Linked DNA regions of Homo sapiens: region 2 is linked to region 1. Evidence: chromatin contacts called from ENCODE Hi-C or POLR2A ChIA-PET data. All regions are on one chromosome and are shown on one strand. Each heading gives the region's core, a stretch centred on a gene start or an enhancer-like site at or near the end of the contact. The rest is flanking DNA. Distances are from core to core; before and after follow the strand shown.

Region 1 (7,863 bases), core at 1,631-4,130:
AAAGTGTCCCTATTTTAATGCTAATTTGTTTTCAGAATTAAAATTATCTTATCCTATTTGACTACTCATGTTACACTCTAAATTTGGCTGAATAAATTTTCTAAAAAGATGAACATTTGTTACCATTGATTATATTCCAATAATAAGTCACAGACTGGTTCATAACTTACAACAGATTGTTTACCAGGGTTACAACTTCATGAAATCAGAAATTATACGTTTTTGTGTGTTAAACATATTATAAAGCCTGGCACCTGTTCATTTTTAGCAAATGTTTGTTGAATGGTTTGAGGCGGTAGTAGCCTCATCTCTTGAACTAAATTGTTAGTGCCTTTAGAAAAGTGGTACAATCTGAATCTTCTAAATGCTGCATATTGCCTTGATCTAAGTTTTGAAAACCAGACACAATCCTTATCATTGGGGCACCATCCTTGTTAGAATTTTTTATCTGTTGCTTTCTATTCATCTGGAATGTGTAAATATTAAATTAAAATTATTTTGGGCCGGGTATGGTGACTCATGCCTGCAATCCCAGCACTTTGGGAGGCCGAGGCAGGTGGATTACCTGAGATCAGCCTGGCCAACATGGTGAAACCCCGTCTCTACTAAAAATACAAAAATTAGCCTGGCATGGTGGCACATGCCCATAATCCCAGCTGCTCGGGGGGCTGAGGCAGGAGGATTGCTGGAGCCCGGGAGACAGAGGTTGCAGTGAGCCGAGATCGTTCCACTGCACTCCAGCCTGGCCAACAGAGCAAGACTCCGTCTCAAAAAAAAAAAAATTACTTTGACATCTATTAAGAAATTTGCAGCAAAGTTAAGCAGCAACAATTTACGCCTTTGGGGAATTATTGAATATTATTATGCCTAGAAGGCTGTCCCTTCTTTTTCATTTTAAAGAACATTTTTCTCTGAATTTATGCAAATTTGAGGAGGCTAATCCAAGTCATCTCTACAGATAGTTAGGCAAGACAAAATGTTTGATACTGCAAATTTTCTCTTGAAATGTATCAGTCACTTCCACTGTATAAATCATGTAATATGTCAGAGGTTTTTGTTTGGATGAAGTAAAGCTAATTGCAGTAAAGATTTGAAGAATGATACTTATCCATCAAAAACAAACAAATATCTTATGTTTGAGTAATGCTCTACAGTTTAAAAAGTCATTTCACATCTTTTATTACCCTTGCTCCTCACAACAACAGGCAATGTATATCTACTACCATTCTAAGTGCATTATCTCTGGATTTTTGGCTTAATTAACTGTTATGAAAAGCCACTTAACTTCATTAGTGAACAGGTTAGTATGTATGACTAATTAAAAGGTACCCATAATATTTTATACTAACATTAAACAAGTAAAAATGTGGCTATTGTTCAGGAGCTCCAAGTTGAATGAGCTCTCAAAGATAACGTTTTCTTTATTATTGTTTCATGTTATTCTACCTGCAGGTGACATTTTTGATAAAGCTAAGACAAATATATATATAAATATATATTATATTTATATATATAATATATTATATATTTATATATAATATATATTTATATAATATATTAAATATATAATATATTCAATATAGACTATATTATATATTAAATATATAAGTATATTAAATATATAATTATATATAAATCTATAATATAAATGTATTATATTAAATATATAATATTTAATATATAATTAATTTATATAATATATAAATATATTAAATATATAATATAGCTATGTGTGGAGGATGAAAGCACTGATCAGCTGATTGGCCTTGAAGATACTCTCATTTTCTTTAATTTTCATGATTGCCTTCCTGTTAATAATGTGACAGACTCTTTTTTAGCCCTCCTGAGTTGAATATTTGGGCACACGTGGCAGTATAAGTACAACTCATGATTGAATAGTCTTGTTTGGTTGATTGCTCAGTTATCTGAGAGTGAGATCTTGGCTCTCATTTGGATAAAGCAGTAAATGTCTGAGCAGTGTCTGCTAATGTCGGGTCAGTTCACATCAACATTCAGCAAATTTGTTGATTGATTCATTTATTCTTAAAATATGTTGAAAGTTTCCTATGCATATGACCCTGTTTAATATTTGTATGAGAATCTAATGGCTTTAGTGTAGATATCATTCTCAATGGGATTCGATAGCATTTCGGAAACTGTTGAGCATGGCAGAGTGATAAATTGTGCTTTTGTTTACATGACTAATTGTAAGGGTTTGGAAACACTCCCTTGATGTACTAAGAGCAGCTAATGAAGACAGTTAAATAAACAAACCATTATGATGAATCTAGGAGTTCATATAGACATTCTGCTAATTTGCTTCTTGTCCCTTTCCCAAAGTTTTATGTATATCTTCCCAAGCATAACAACTATTTTACATTTCATGGAGAGCTAGTTTGTTTTTCTTCATAACCTAATGCTCTATTCACTCACTTAGAATGTCACTGCTCAAACTGGCTTTAGAGATCACGTACTAGCTAGCTAATGCTCTTTACCAATAAGGACACTGAAGCTCCTAGAAGTGAAGTGATAAGCCTTAGATCGCATTGCTAATTGGTGATGGAGCCAGTCTAGAATCCAGGTCTCCTAATTGTTTCCACTATACTATGATGCTTCCTTTAGAAAGCTAGATGCTGTATAAAATCTCTTGAAACTAGCTCTGTATTTCACCAATCAATACATACCAACTTGAGACTAGCAAACTTTTTTAGTATGTTCCATAGTTGCTCTCACACTGTCATTTTGCCTAACAGCAGCTCATATCTACTTGGAGAAAGTATCAAGGATTTTCCTCTGATGAGTTTGGTGGCTGTTTAGTGCCTAGACTACATCATGTTTAATGGAAAAGTAGATTGAATTTCTGTCTCATTTTCAAGAAATGTGCTGTAAGAGCATGCCAAGCCCAACCCCTTGATAATCTTGTCTAACAGCGTTGGTGGTGTAATGAATTAGTCTTGCACGAGTCTGCTGCTTCTAGAGGGCTAAGCAGGGGATCAAATCCCCCCTTTGTAGTGAGACAAGCTGCCAGAGAAGTGATTGATATTGCAGACAGACTTCAAGGAAGAAATAAGCAGATAAGTGGGGTAATAAGTAGATAATACTACTACTTTGCACTTAGTGTCTTTTATCTGAGCATCTGAAGGCAGCTGTATACTTAAACATCAAGGTCCCTTAGTGTAAGGAGACAACGGGGTCTTTCCTTTTATTCTGTGGTCCTCCTCCATAATCAATAAATCAGCGAAAATGTTTCCAAAGAAAGATCAGCGGTAAAGATTTGTTTTTGCCCTTTCTCTGTGAAGCTAAGTGACCAGGATGTGAAGCAATCGCTCTAAAAGTTATCTTGATCTTGATGCAATGTTTTGTATGCACTTTCTCCTACAATGTTTGGATCTGAAAAAAGAAACTTCTACTGTACCAAGTAAGGCATTTACTGTATTTTTAATCCCTTCCGATTGTGTCAGACTCATTCCTCTGAGTAATTCTCATTCTTGCATTTATTTTACTCCTCAAAAATTTCCCTTGTAAATCTTATTTTCGGTCAAAGTCCTTAGACAGTAAATCTTTCAGACAGCTTCAGGCCATTGTGGCTCCAAGAAACCATTGTGAAGTAAAGTCGTGTTTAATAAGGTGGATGGACCCTGTTAGAGATCTCTCTGAGTATGCTTCCATTAATTTTGTACACATCTTGTTAATTCACACAAAGAGAGTAAGTTGCCAAGCCAAAATTGTTTCCTTTTAGCAGACCATGACTCAAAATTCAGAAGCTGATTCCTAGGAGAGTTAAAGAACAATAGTGGCTGCCACATTATTTTTTTAGGTAACTTTGCTCTTTAACATAGACTAGAATAATTTTCTAGTCATTAAATCACCAAATATAAATACCCAGTGACCTTACAAATATTGTTTAATCATCCTCTCCATCAATGGCTTTTTTTTTCTAGTTTATGTCATGTGAGGGTATTTGTTAAATCATAGAAAACTTTGAGATCATGAAGGTCATCAGATCTAACCACCCATGCTGTCTCTGGCCTTTCACTCCATCATTATAATATGCAAGTGACTGGCTTATAGTTCCCTTAGGAGGTAAGAGAACACATATCCATGTATTGTGTCTCGTGCCTTTTTTTTTTTTTTTTTTTTTTTTTGAGACGGAGTCTCGCTCTGTCACCCAGGCTGGAGTGCAGTGGCACGATCTTGGCTCACTGCAAGCTCCGCCTCCTGGGTTCATGCCATTCTCCTGCCTCAGCCTCCTGAGTAGCTGGGACTACAGGTATCCACCACCACGCCCAGCTAATTTTTTGTATTTTTAGTAGAGACGGGGTTTCACCGTGTTAGCCAGGATGGTCTCGATCTCCTGATCTCGTGATCCGCCCGCCTCGGCCTCCCAAAGTGCTGGGATTACAGGCGTGAGCCACCACGCCCGGCCGTATTCTGTCTTTTGAAGATCAGAAAATATTGCTGAATATGAAACAAAAACAAAAACAAAAAAACCAAGTTCTTAGCTTCATATTTATAGTTTGTCTAAAGAAAAAATTGCTTTCTTCCAACGAACTGCATTTCCTGTAGAACACAAATTTTATACTTGGAAGAATTATGTGTAGCGATTTTGCAACCATCTTTCCTTATGACCAAATACTTTTGTGAGCTGAGAAGTCTCAGGTTGACATAATTAAAGATAAAATGTGACAGGAATTGTATGTGCACCTGTGTTTGAAGGGGGCCTTGCAGTAAGTAGAACATAAAGATATATGCATCGCTGTTTTGGTCATCTCAATATAGTATTGACTATAATCTCATATTTTTCCCACTTTATAATTTATAAACATTTCAACTCATTTGACAACCCTTACAGTTACCTGTAAATGAGATGATGTAGGTGTTGTTATCCCTATTTAATAATTGTAAAAATAGAGTTTCCAATTTTCCCCACTGCTACCAACCTAGAAAGTATCAGAACCCAGACCTTTTGACTCCCGGCCAAGTATGAAGTGCTTTCAAATAGGGCATCAGATACAGCAAATCATCTGTTACTATGAAGTACTGTACAAAATGTTAGTACTGTTATTGAATATATTCTCAAGACTTAGGTACGCGGTTGGCCATTGAGGTACAAATCTTTTCCCATAGAAAGGAAATTGACAGCCGGGCATGGTGGCTCACGCCTGTAATCCCAGCACTTTGGGAGGCAGAGGCGGGCAGATCACGAGTTCAGGAGTTTGAGACCAGCAGCCTGGCCAACATAGTGAAACCTCGTCTCTACTACAAATACAAAAAATTAGCCAGGCGTGATGGCAGGCACCTATAGTCCCAGCTCCTTGGGAGGCTGAGGCAGGAGAATCGCTGGAACCTGGGAGGCGGAGGTTGTGGTGAGCCAAGATCGTGCCACTGCACTCCAGCCTGGGCAACAAGAGTAAAACTCTGTCTCAAAAAAAAAAAAAAAAAAAAAAGAAAGAAAGAAAGAAAAAAATTGACTTGTAAACTACATATAAAGAAGTCATTTGCTGTTACTGAGTCCACTGTGTTAACTTGTTTACATCTTCAAACTCATTCTGCCTCAAGTCAGTCTTATTTTCTTTTCTTCACCCCAAACCTAGAGGATTCTGCCTTCTTGCTGGGTTCTAGGTTCTACCCTTTCAGTATAAGATGAAAACCACCTTCCACACAGCTACCTAGATCGTAATATGCCATGTTTTCTCTCTCCTTGTTTTCACTTAGTTTTGTCTTTCTATTTGATTGCGGGTGCTCTTTGGATCGAGTTTTTTGTAAAGTACCTTCTAATATACTTGGGCAACTATTATACTTCTCTGAATGTTGTAAGCATCTTATCCTCATTTCTTTTTACTGATATCTAACCTTCTATCTCTCTTTAATTCACACATTTTTAAGTATCTTTTTTAAGGCCCAAACATAGAAGTGAAAACTTTTCACAGAGAGAAACAGAGGTTACCTTTTACTATTACCTTAGTATGTTTATTGGAAACCTGTAATAGTCACCAACATTTAACTGAATTTAAAGCAGAAATTGAGGCAGCTGAATGGGATGATTGAGATAAAGTTTTGGTACCCTAGTAATATAAGCCTTGGGCCACAAACAAAAATATACTTAGTTCTCATAGTTAAATGTAATGAGTAATGTAATTATTTCAAATATTGGATGCAATACTAAGAATGAGGAGAGAAGGAGAGCCACTTGACACTTACAAAATAGTTGCAAATTTGGGAGGCTGAGACAGAAGGACTGCTTAGCCCAGGAGGTTCAGATTAGCCTAGGCAACATAGCAAGACCCTGTCTCTGTAATTTAACAAAATATAAAAAATAGTTGCAAAACATTGGGACACTTATTTTCAATCTTTGGATTTCATATTGTCTTTCTCTAAAATAAAAACGTGTGGTTATATGATTTCTAAAGTCTCTTGATGTAATATTCTTTAGTTTTATTTTTATCATTGCTTGCAATTACTGCTCATATTATCATTACAATAAGCCCGACATTCGTTTTCATCCCTTATCTTTGGAACACCGTGTTTCCCTCCAGAGACGGAGACAGAGCGCTTCCTCCTTTCTCTTCCTGTCTTGCTGGGGCCTAAGAAGAGAAAGGGGCACTATCTTTATGGGTGAATACATGTATAGCCCTAGGAAATAATGAAAAAAGGATTTAGGAGTGGATGCTTAACTGATTGCTTTCTATTAAAGGCTCACAATCCTACAGAAGAGTAGCAATGAAGAAATGGATCTTTATGTTTGAATTCCTAAATTTATCCTGAAAACAAAAGCCAGCCCCTGCTGGGTTAGAGTCCTCCAAAGCTAGGGATCTGTTAGGAGCACTGGTTTTGCCTTACAGACCTAAATGTAAATGTTAGTCTCAGATGGGCAGAGAGTTGAACTCTCTAATTAGCCCTGCAGGTCAGTCTTGAAAGAAACAAGAGTGTAGCATCCAGCAATTTAAAAAGGCATCCTGTGCAATTGTTTGCTGAGGGTCAGAGGGTAAATGCTGTTGTGACAGTTGGGTGGACTTGGCACACTTCTCTACGCAGGATAAGAGAGAGAAGAGAGGTTGATGTTGATCTTTGGTGATAGCAATAGCAGAAGACAGTTCCCAAAATTCTAGGGTCTTTTAAATGTCCTTTCAATTCACATGAAAGGCTTCCGTTTGCAATCCAAGGAATTGAAATATCAAGTCATAGGAAATAAGAGGCCTATACCTTTTCTTCAGGGAAGTTAAATCATAAACCTTTCTGGAAGCTTAAAGCTGAAGTATATTTCTCATATTTACTTCAAGTATGAGAAAGATACAGATAATTCAAGTCCACCACAGTCTTATTCCAACATGTCTTTCCTACTCTATCTTCCATCTCATGTCATTCCAGGCTCACCTAACTCACCCTGTTATTTTTTTATGTTTATTTTTATTTTATTTTGAGACAGAGTCTTGCTCTGTCATCTAGACTGGAGAGCAATGGCACGATCTCGGCTCACTCCAATCTCCGCCTCCCAGGTTCAAGCAATTTTCCTGCCTCAGCCTCCTGAGTAGCTGGGATTACAGGCACCCGCCACCATGCTCAGCTAATTTTTGTATTTTTAGTAGAGATGGGATTTCACCATGTTGGTCAGGCTGGTCTCAAACTCCTGACCTCAGGTGATCCACCCGCCTCCGTCTCCCAAAATGCTGGGATTACAGGTGTGAGCCACCATGCCTGGCCTCACCCTGTTATTCTGAATGCATAATTTCATGTCTCTGTCTTTTGTCCTATGCTGTTTCTTAATTAGATTCCTAAATGTCGATTTCCTCTTCCTCTTCTATTTCCTTTTTACCTTAAGGATTCAACTCCTTATCTCTTCATGAAGAATTAATCACTCCTTTC
Region 2 (7,863 bases), core at 1,950-4,449, 170 kb after region 1:
TTTATTAGATAACATAGTTCCTAATATAGTAAAAAAGTGACAATTAAAATGTTTATTTATGGAGGAGGATCTGAGATAGCAAGACGGCTGGAAGAGTAGTTCAGGAATGGAGAGAGAATCAGGAGTTCTGATGACTTCATGTGTGATCTTGAGTAGATCTTAAAATTTCTCTTAGTCCTTAATTTTTGCCCCTACAGAAGGGCAGGAAATTTGAAGGCAATGTCAATAGAAGCTCAATGCCCTAAGTTGAAGGTTAAACCTTAAATACCAAGAATTAATGTGATAAGAAGTTAGTCTACATGCAGTAGACAAAGACACCAAAATACACCCTTTAACTTCAGAGCTACTGCCAGGATTTCTATGTATCAAGGGACTGTCTTACAAATTAATATATATTTTTTTTTTGAGATGGAGTTTCGCTCTTGTTGCCCAGGCTGGAGTGCAATGGCACAATCTCGGCTCACCACAACTTCTGTCTCCCAGGTTCAAGTGATTCTCCTGCCTCAGCCTCCAAGTAGCTGGGATTATAGGCATGCACCACCACCTCCGGCTAATTTTTTATTTTTAGTAGAGACGGGGTTTCTCCATGTTTGTCAGGTTGGTCTCGAACTCCCAACCTCAGGTGATCCACCCACCTCAGCCTCCCAAAGTGCTAGGATTACAGGCATGAGCCACTGTGCCCAGCCGCAGGAATTAATTATTTACCTGATCCCCATCCTTTTTTTTATGCCCATATTTTCAGGTTGCCAAGGTCTAAGAAAGGAAAGGGATGAGGTAGCTTAAATGACTGTAAGATGAGCAGCTCTTCTATCATTTAAATCCACAAAACTAGGCAACAAGGGAATCATCACATCAACCATCCTACACTAGTAGTTAGCTGTAGTATAAAAGGTAGTTGGCCCGGCGTGGTGGCTCACACCTGTAATCCCAGCATTTTGGGAGGCCAAGGCAGGTGGATCACCTGAGGTCAGGAGTTCAAGACCAGCCTGGCCAATATCATGAAACCCTGTCTCTACTAAAAATACAAAAATTAGCTGGGCATGGTGGTGTATGCCTGTAATTCCAGCTACTTGGGAGGTGGAGACAAGAGAATTGCTTGAACCCGGGAGGCGGAAGTTGCAGTGAGCTAAGATCACACCTCTGCACTCCAGCCTGTGCAACAGAGTAAGACTCTGTCTCAAAAAAAAAAAAAAAAAAAAAAAAAAGAGGTAGTTTTCTGCGTTCAAATTATCTCCCATTTAATGATTTGAACACACCTGTTCTGTGGGCCTCATACCCTCTCCTCTGATGCCCAGACATCACAACAAGAGAACTCTACCTAAAACAGGCAAAGATTGGAGGAGATGAAAAAATGTCCACCCTGAGTCAAAGGAATGGCTCCACCTTTAGGGCATACCTCTCCAGACTGGGAAAGCTAGTTGGAGAAGAACAAGAATAAAGGATATCTGGGTTTTCATTTTTGCCTTGCTGGCCTGTGGTTTCTTGAGATTTTCTTACCATAAATTGCCCGCTATTTAGGAGAGAATTTTGTTTCTGTGGGTTCAAAGAGACCAGGTAGGCTGTGGAAGAAAAAGGCAAGGGCTAGTGGCATTCACTTACTCCTGGGCTCTGAGCTCTGGGCTCTCTCTGGGAGAGAGAGGACCCTTCTATATACTTCTTAGTGTGTAACCCAGTCTAAGGTAGAAACGAAGAAGCTCTCAGGGCAAATGTTCTATCCAGGACATTGGCTGGAGCATTCCTTGTCTTGTATCATATTGTGGATTGGCAGCAAAAGGCAGAGAACAACTTAGGTATATAATTTGCAGAAATATCCAAACATTGTTGTCTGAACAAAACTCTGTTGAGTAAATGGTGATGGTGATGATGGGATGATCATAATTACTATTATTGATGTGTTCTGTATGCCGCTTTACATGCATTATTCTTTCTACAACCCAGTAAAAATAGGTATTATTTCTTCCATTGCACAGAGGAGGAAGATGATGTTCAGAACACAAACAACTCACCCAAAATCCCACAGCTAGTTATTAACCAGGACAGTATTGAGGTTTCCATAGCCTGTGAAATGTCTTTCACTATTTGCTGTTCCTAGTTTTGTGTTAGAGTCTTGGGTTTGGTCTATTACAGAGAATGCAGAATGCAAATTCTGGAGACTCCCCCACCTAACATGTCTGGGCTACTGATCCGAGAAACCCTCACAGGTAGATCTAACTTAACTGGGTACAGCTAGATGGCATTTTGTAGCAAAGGCTGTGAGCCTAAAGGCTGGGGATGGGGAGCGATTCAGCCTTCATGAATTGCAAATAATTTTTCAAGGTATCTTCTTAGGGAAGAAAGAGAGTTGGGGTCTCAGGATGGTGGGGAGAAGGAGCTGTGGTGGGGCCCAGTGTAGAAAGAGGAGGCCTATAGCTATTTTCTCCCTCTGTTAGGGCAGATCTCAGCTCACTTATTTTCCTTCAGCCTCAAACAAGTTGTTTTGTTTTTTTTTAATTTAGGAAAGAGAAAGATTATCTTTAAACAAAAGTGGCACCAATATCCTGCCATCCTGATTAAAAGCAGGATGAAGATAAAATGATTTCTCTATCCCTCATGGCCTACAAAGCCAACGCCTCCCAGGGAAATGGCCTTCTCCCAGCGGCAGCCCAGCTCTTCACCTTTGAAGCTGCCTCTAAACCTGTTTGCTTTTGGAGCTCCAATAAGATTTGTGCTTGCTGCCACAGGCTGGCCCAGATAGGCTGCTCGTGCTGAGACTATGGCTGTCTTCCCGGGTGAACAACAATGACAGTTAATTACATCAACCCAATTAGCAGCAGCATCCACTTTGTGCAAGCAAGGCCCACCTGTGGTCTTACCTATGTCTAGCAAAGGGCCCCCGGGCCTTAGTGGGGAAGCTGGTGAATTGGGAGGCTAGATGTTTAGCAGTGACCTCCTTTCAGAGCCCTCTTTTCTTGGAGATAAGTGAGGGAACTGGAAAAAGACCAATGCCTTACACCATAGTCAGCTAAACAGGCTGCAGATCATAATGGTTTTCAGATTATTCTGCTAGGTAGGAACAGAGTCTTCCCTCAGCACTTAGTGGATGATCAGAGGTGGAACTTTATCAGATTTTGCCTTTGGTAATGAGGCCGTGTTTGCCTTGCCTCTAATAGAACACTAAGAACAAAGGCCTCTCTATGGAAGGTGGGAGGTAGACAAGAGAATGTGACAGCTGTTTTCCTTGGCTCCACACTCATGTTTTCCAGCCTTTACAGGGAATCAGAAGTGCTGGGTTCAAAGGCTAAATCTAATCACCTATTAGCTGCTTACCTTGGGCAAGTTACTTAAACTTTCTGAGCCTTGCTTTTTTATTTGTTAAAAATGTGTCTAGACAAACTGTAGGGGTGGAGAGCAAACCAGTGATTGCCCAGGAATGAGTCAGGAGGGAATGACACAAAGGGCAGCGGGGTGGGTGGGAGGAGGAAAGTTCTGTGTCATGATTACAGTGGTGGTCTCACAGCTCCACGCATTTGTGACCCATAGAAGTGAACCTGAAAATAATGAATTGTACTGTATACACATTTTAAAAGCAAATAAATTCTAAAGAGTGATTAAAATAAGGGTGAGGATAATAATAAAAGATTTGAAAACATCTAGGACAATAAATGGCTCACATGTGTGCTAAATACATATCAATTGCTTTCTTTTCTGAGTCTGTTTCTTCATTCATAAAATGAAAATTAAAATATTACTTCTTATAATCATAAAACATGTTATCTTTGTCATAAGTATGGTATGATTATAGGATTTTGAATGTAAACACTTTATCGGTAGTCAAGATATAGCAATTCATTCATTCATTCATTCATTCATTCATTCATTCATGTTTTTTGAATGCTCTTGTTGGGTTAGGCCCCGTGGTGGGAGCTGCTGTTAAAATTTTAACAGAACCAATCCCTCCCATCCCAATGTAGCTCATAGTCCAGGAAAGAGAGAGTGATGAAAACATGATTGTAATAAATGCTGCATGTGTGAAGTTCCAACAGCTATAGTTGTATATCTAAGAGGCACCTAATGCAGACTCGGAGGACCAGAGAAAACTGCTTGAAAAAAAAATATTATCTAAAAAGAGACATGGAAGGCGAGTAGAAGATAGGCCCCAAAGGAAGCACGGAAAGAGGGAGGGTTTGCAGGCAGACAAGACTATATAGAGAAAGATCTAGAAGGGAGGAAGAACAAGGCTCATTCTGGAACAAAGCATCTTTCAGTCTGGTTGGGGCCGGGGATGATGGTTCATCCTGAAAATTCAAGCCTTAGACGGGGTGTTGGAAGAAGTGACCACTAGAGAGATTTCCACTCCCATAGGCACATAATTTCATAATGACTCTTGGCTCCCTCCTTGTATTCATTTCTAGGCAAGTGGGGTCTCAGCCCTTTGCTTTTCCTCGGGTATTTGGATTGGAACTTAGGGGAAAGTCTCTCTATTGAGCAGTGTGATCTTCTAGGTTCCCTGTGTCTGCTTTTGCATAATCACTCAGGTTCCAGCCTGCAGTCTTCACCGCCAGATAGAAGGTGACAGGAGTCATGGAAAGGATTCACATCCTCTAAGGCTGCTAGATGATGTCAACCCAATTACCAGAGACAGCACTATCTGAACGGCAATGCCCCTCAGGTGTCTGCACCTGTGTGGATCTGGGTGGAATTCTTTAATGTGACATTTGACTGGCAGAAGATCTGCTCCTCCCTGCCTCTTTTGTCCCCTTCTGAAAAGGAAGCAGCATCAGCAGTAGGGCAAAATTCAGACAATTCATAAATAGCCACTTTCCCCAGCCCCAGCCCCTGAACCACAGCAACCTCTGCCTCTAGCCTCCTCAGTTCCTCCTTTAAAACCTTGAGACCTCCTCACAATCCAGGTTGTGGCCCTGGCCCCTGCCCTATGCTTTATTTGTTCTGGTTGTTGAGAATGTACTGCTTGTTATATATTATAAATGTCACCTCTTTGGAGGACAGAGGACAACTGACTGGATGACTGCCCCGGGAAAATCATTTTCTTTTTCTGGGTTACTATGACTCAGTGAAAATAAAAAAGGATTATCATATAGTTAAAATGTAGAGTTACCAGCTTTATTAATTTCTACGGTCTCTTCCACTCTTAGTAGTCTATGATTCTGTAAACTGTGAATAAATTCAGATTCCCATATCGGAGGTCTGAATACTGAGTGCTCATCCAAAGAAAGGAGTAAATAGTCTACATCCGGATATGAGCAGGAACTTCTGCGAATCTTAGATTAATAGAACTTTAGAGCTGGGAGTGAAATCAAGTTCACCCAGCAAGCCTTTTCAGATGTGTTCCACAGAGCTCTAGGAAGACCATGGGGAAAGATGAGAAGGGGTTAGCGGAGAGAGCTCCAAATTCCTGACTCTTGCTTCAGCCCAAGAAGCTCTGATTTTTCCTGCTGTTTACAGTGGTAGTCTGCCTAAGATTTTATTTGACGAAATATTTCTGTGTCTGGCAGACAAATCCTAAAATCCTTATATCCTGACTTGACAACTTGCTCTCAGTAGAGCCTTGAGTATTTACCTCCCAACTTCTCTGAGCCTCAGTTTTCTTGTCTATAAATGGAACCAATCATTCTGGCTCTCGAGGTTTTAGATCAGCACAAAACGTCCAAGAAAATGACTAGCATGAACTAGGCGTTTGGTATCTGTTAGTTGGATCTTAGTCCCACTTATGATTACTTCCTTAAGGTGGAAACCAGGTTCCCAGAGCTGCTCTGTGAAGATTGAAGAGGTTGGTAAACACATAGAGATACACATGAGCACACACACACACACACACACACACACACACACCAGGAACTGCCAAGAGGATATTTTAATAGGGACAATTACATCTGCAACACTTGGCTATCTCTGCATTACCAAACAAGGTGACAACAGCAAAATCCTACTCAACCACAACGGCAGAAGCAGATCGCTCTGATAATCAGTGCAACACCATGGGTTTGGTTACTGCAGGATAACTCTCTGACCTTACTGGGCATCGTTTCCATACAGTAGCTATACAGGGGAAGTTGAATAACCGGTCTTGTTCCTCGCACTCAGGGTGTGGCAGCTGTAGTGCTTACAGTGTCTGTTTCAAATTTACCAGTCCAGTCCCTTCCACCCTCCCCCTTTGCCCTAAAATGGTGGCCAGCTTGTTGCTCCCACCGGAGACAGTGTTGCAGTAGGCAGAAAGTTGTGCGCACGGTGACACTGCTTTCCATTTCCGAAGACGTGATACTCTTCTAAGTGGAACAGCCTAGAACTTAGATGTGTGTTCTCTTAAGCCTTCTGTTCTCATATGACTAATTCGAGAATCCACCCACTCTGGGGGCCATTAGGCGGGTACGAGGAAAGATTTCCAGGCAGTGTTCTCGTCACAAATTGTATCAGTGCAGGGCTTTGTAATCAGATGGGGACTGACTCTCTCTTCCAGGCTGCCAGGGCAACATATCCCTGGGCTGAGGTTCAATCCTAGCCCTGTAACAAATTGACTGTGTCAGCTTGCCCCAGTCACCTGCCTTTTGTGTGTTTCCTCACATATGGAATTCTCATGTTTCTTGTATATATTTTTTTCTCAGTTGGAATTTGCACAATGCTTCTCTTTCCCTTGTTATTGTTTATTGCTTTCGGACCCTGTTTAGCAACAAATTTGGATTCTAGTTTATACTTATTATTGGCTCCTAGACTTTGACAGTACCATTACTTATAGTATTCTCAAAGAGTATTGAGACTAATGCCTTCATTTTTTAGTTGGAGAAATTAAGAATTTGAGTTAGAGGGTAATTTTCTCAGAGCCTCCCAAATCCTGAGTGATTAAGCTAAAATTTGTGACTTTCAGTCAGTTGTCCTTTCCAATGTGTTTGTTCACTCTTTCATTTAATTGTGTGTACATTAATTAATTACTCATTTAATTAATAGTTATGCATTTCTTATCTGTGTCATGTAATATTTTAAACTGTGGAAATATAGCAATGAATGGAACTCTTGTCTTAGAAACTTTATTCTGGGCAGAAGGAGGTAGTCAATAAATCAAGTTAGATTACACATAAGTAGGAAGTTATGATATTAAGGGTTATGAAGAAAATAAGCAGAAGGCTGAGGTGTGCAGATCAACTGAGGTCGAGAGTTCAAGACCAGCCTGACTAACATGGAGAAACCTCGTCTGTACTAAAAATACAAAATTAACCAGGCGTGGTGGCACGTGTCTGTAATCCCAGCTACTCAGGAGGCTGAGGCAGGAGAATTGCTTGAACCCAGGAGATGGAGGTTGTGGTGAGCCGAGATTGCACCATCGCATTCCAGCCTAGGCAACAAGAGTGAAACTCCGTCTCAAAAAAAATAATAAAATAAAGAAAAAAAAAAGAAAAAATTAAGCAGAGAGAGGGAGTGAGAATGCTGACTGCAGGAGTTCAGTTGTAGAGAGAGGTCATGGCGGACCTCCCCAGGAAGGTGATCTTTGATCTCAACTAGATAGACATGGGGAATGAGCCACGTAGACACCTGAGGGAAGAATGGCTCAGGCATAAACAACAGTAAATGCAAAGCCCTGAGGCTGGAGCATGCTAGGCAACAGGCATGTTCTAGGAAGAGTAAGGAGGCCAGTGCCACTGCAGCCAACTAAGCAAGGGGAGAGTATATAGGATATAAGAACAGAGAGGTAGCTGCCTCAGGTCTTGGTGGCTGTTCTAATGACTTAGCCAATGAGATGCAAAACCAATGAAAGATGTTTGAGCAGAGGAATGACATAAGCTAATTTATGTTTAAAAGGATACCGCTGGCTTTTTGGTTGAGAATACACCGAAAGAGGACAAGAGTGGAAGCAAAAAGAAAAGTTAGGAGGAC

What was found. A loop is a pair of places that touch in the nucleus more often than their neighbours do. ChIA-PET counts read pairs that join two places held with the same protein, here RNA polymerase II (POLR2A). Pooled maps may share reads with other maps.
Region 2: a map of right cardiac atrium shows a loop between it and region 1 (2.6-fold over the local background). The contact joins two enhancer-like sites. A Hi-C loop is called at or near these places in 5 of 168 maps with a recorded cell type or tissue (A673, Caco-2, PC-9 and 2 more) and 8 of 50 pooled maps. POLR2A ChIA-PET finds 5 or more read pairs at or near these places in 1 of 52 experiments (MCF 10A).

What each region holds. Positions count from the first base shown.
Region 1 is chr3:189,769,796-189,777,658 of GRCh38, forward strand. All of the region lies in intron 3 of TP63 (tumor protein p63), which reads left to right. Among named protein-coding and RNA genes, the nearest start is that of MIR944, 56 kb to the right of the region's middle. Within about 2 kb of position 2,881, at least 2 of the 41 ENCODE cell types and tissues checked have a DNase peak (open chromatin) inside an H3K27ac peak, as active enhancers do; they include PC-9, where a contact is called at or near this core.
Region 2 is chr3:189,938,577-189,946,439 of GRCh38, forward strand. No RefSeq gene overlaps it. Among named protein-coding and RNA genes, the nearest start is that of MIR944, 110 kb to the left of the region's middle. Within about 2 kb of position 3,200, at least 6 of the 41 ENCODE cell types and tissues checked have a DNase peak (open chromatin) inside an H3K27ac peak, as active enhancers do; they include PC-9, where a contact is called at or near this core.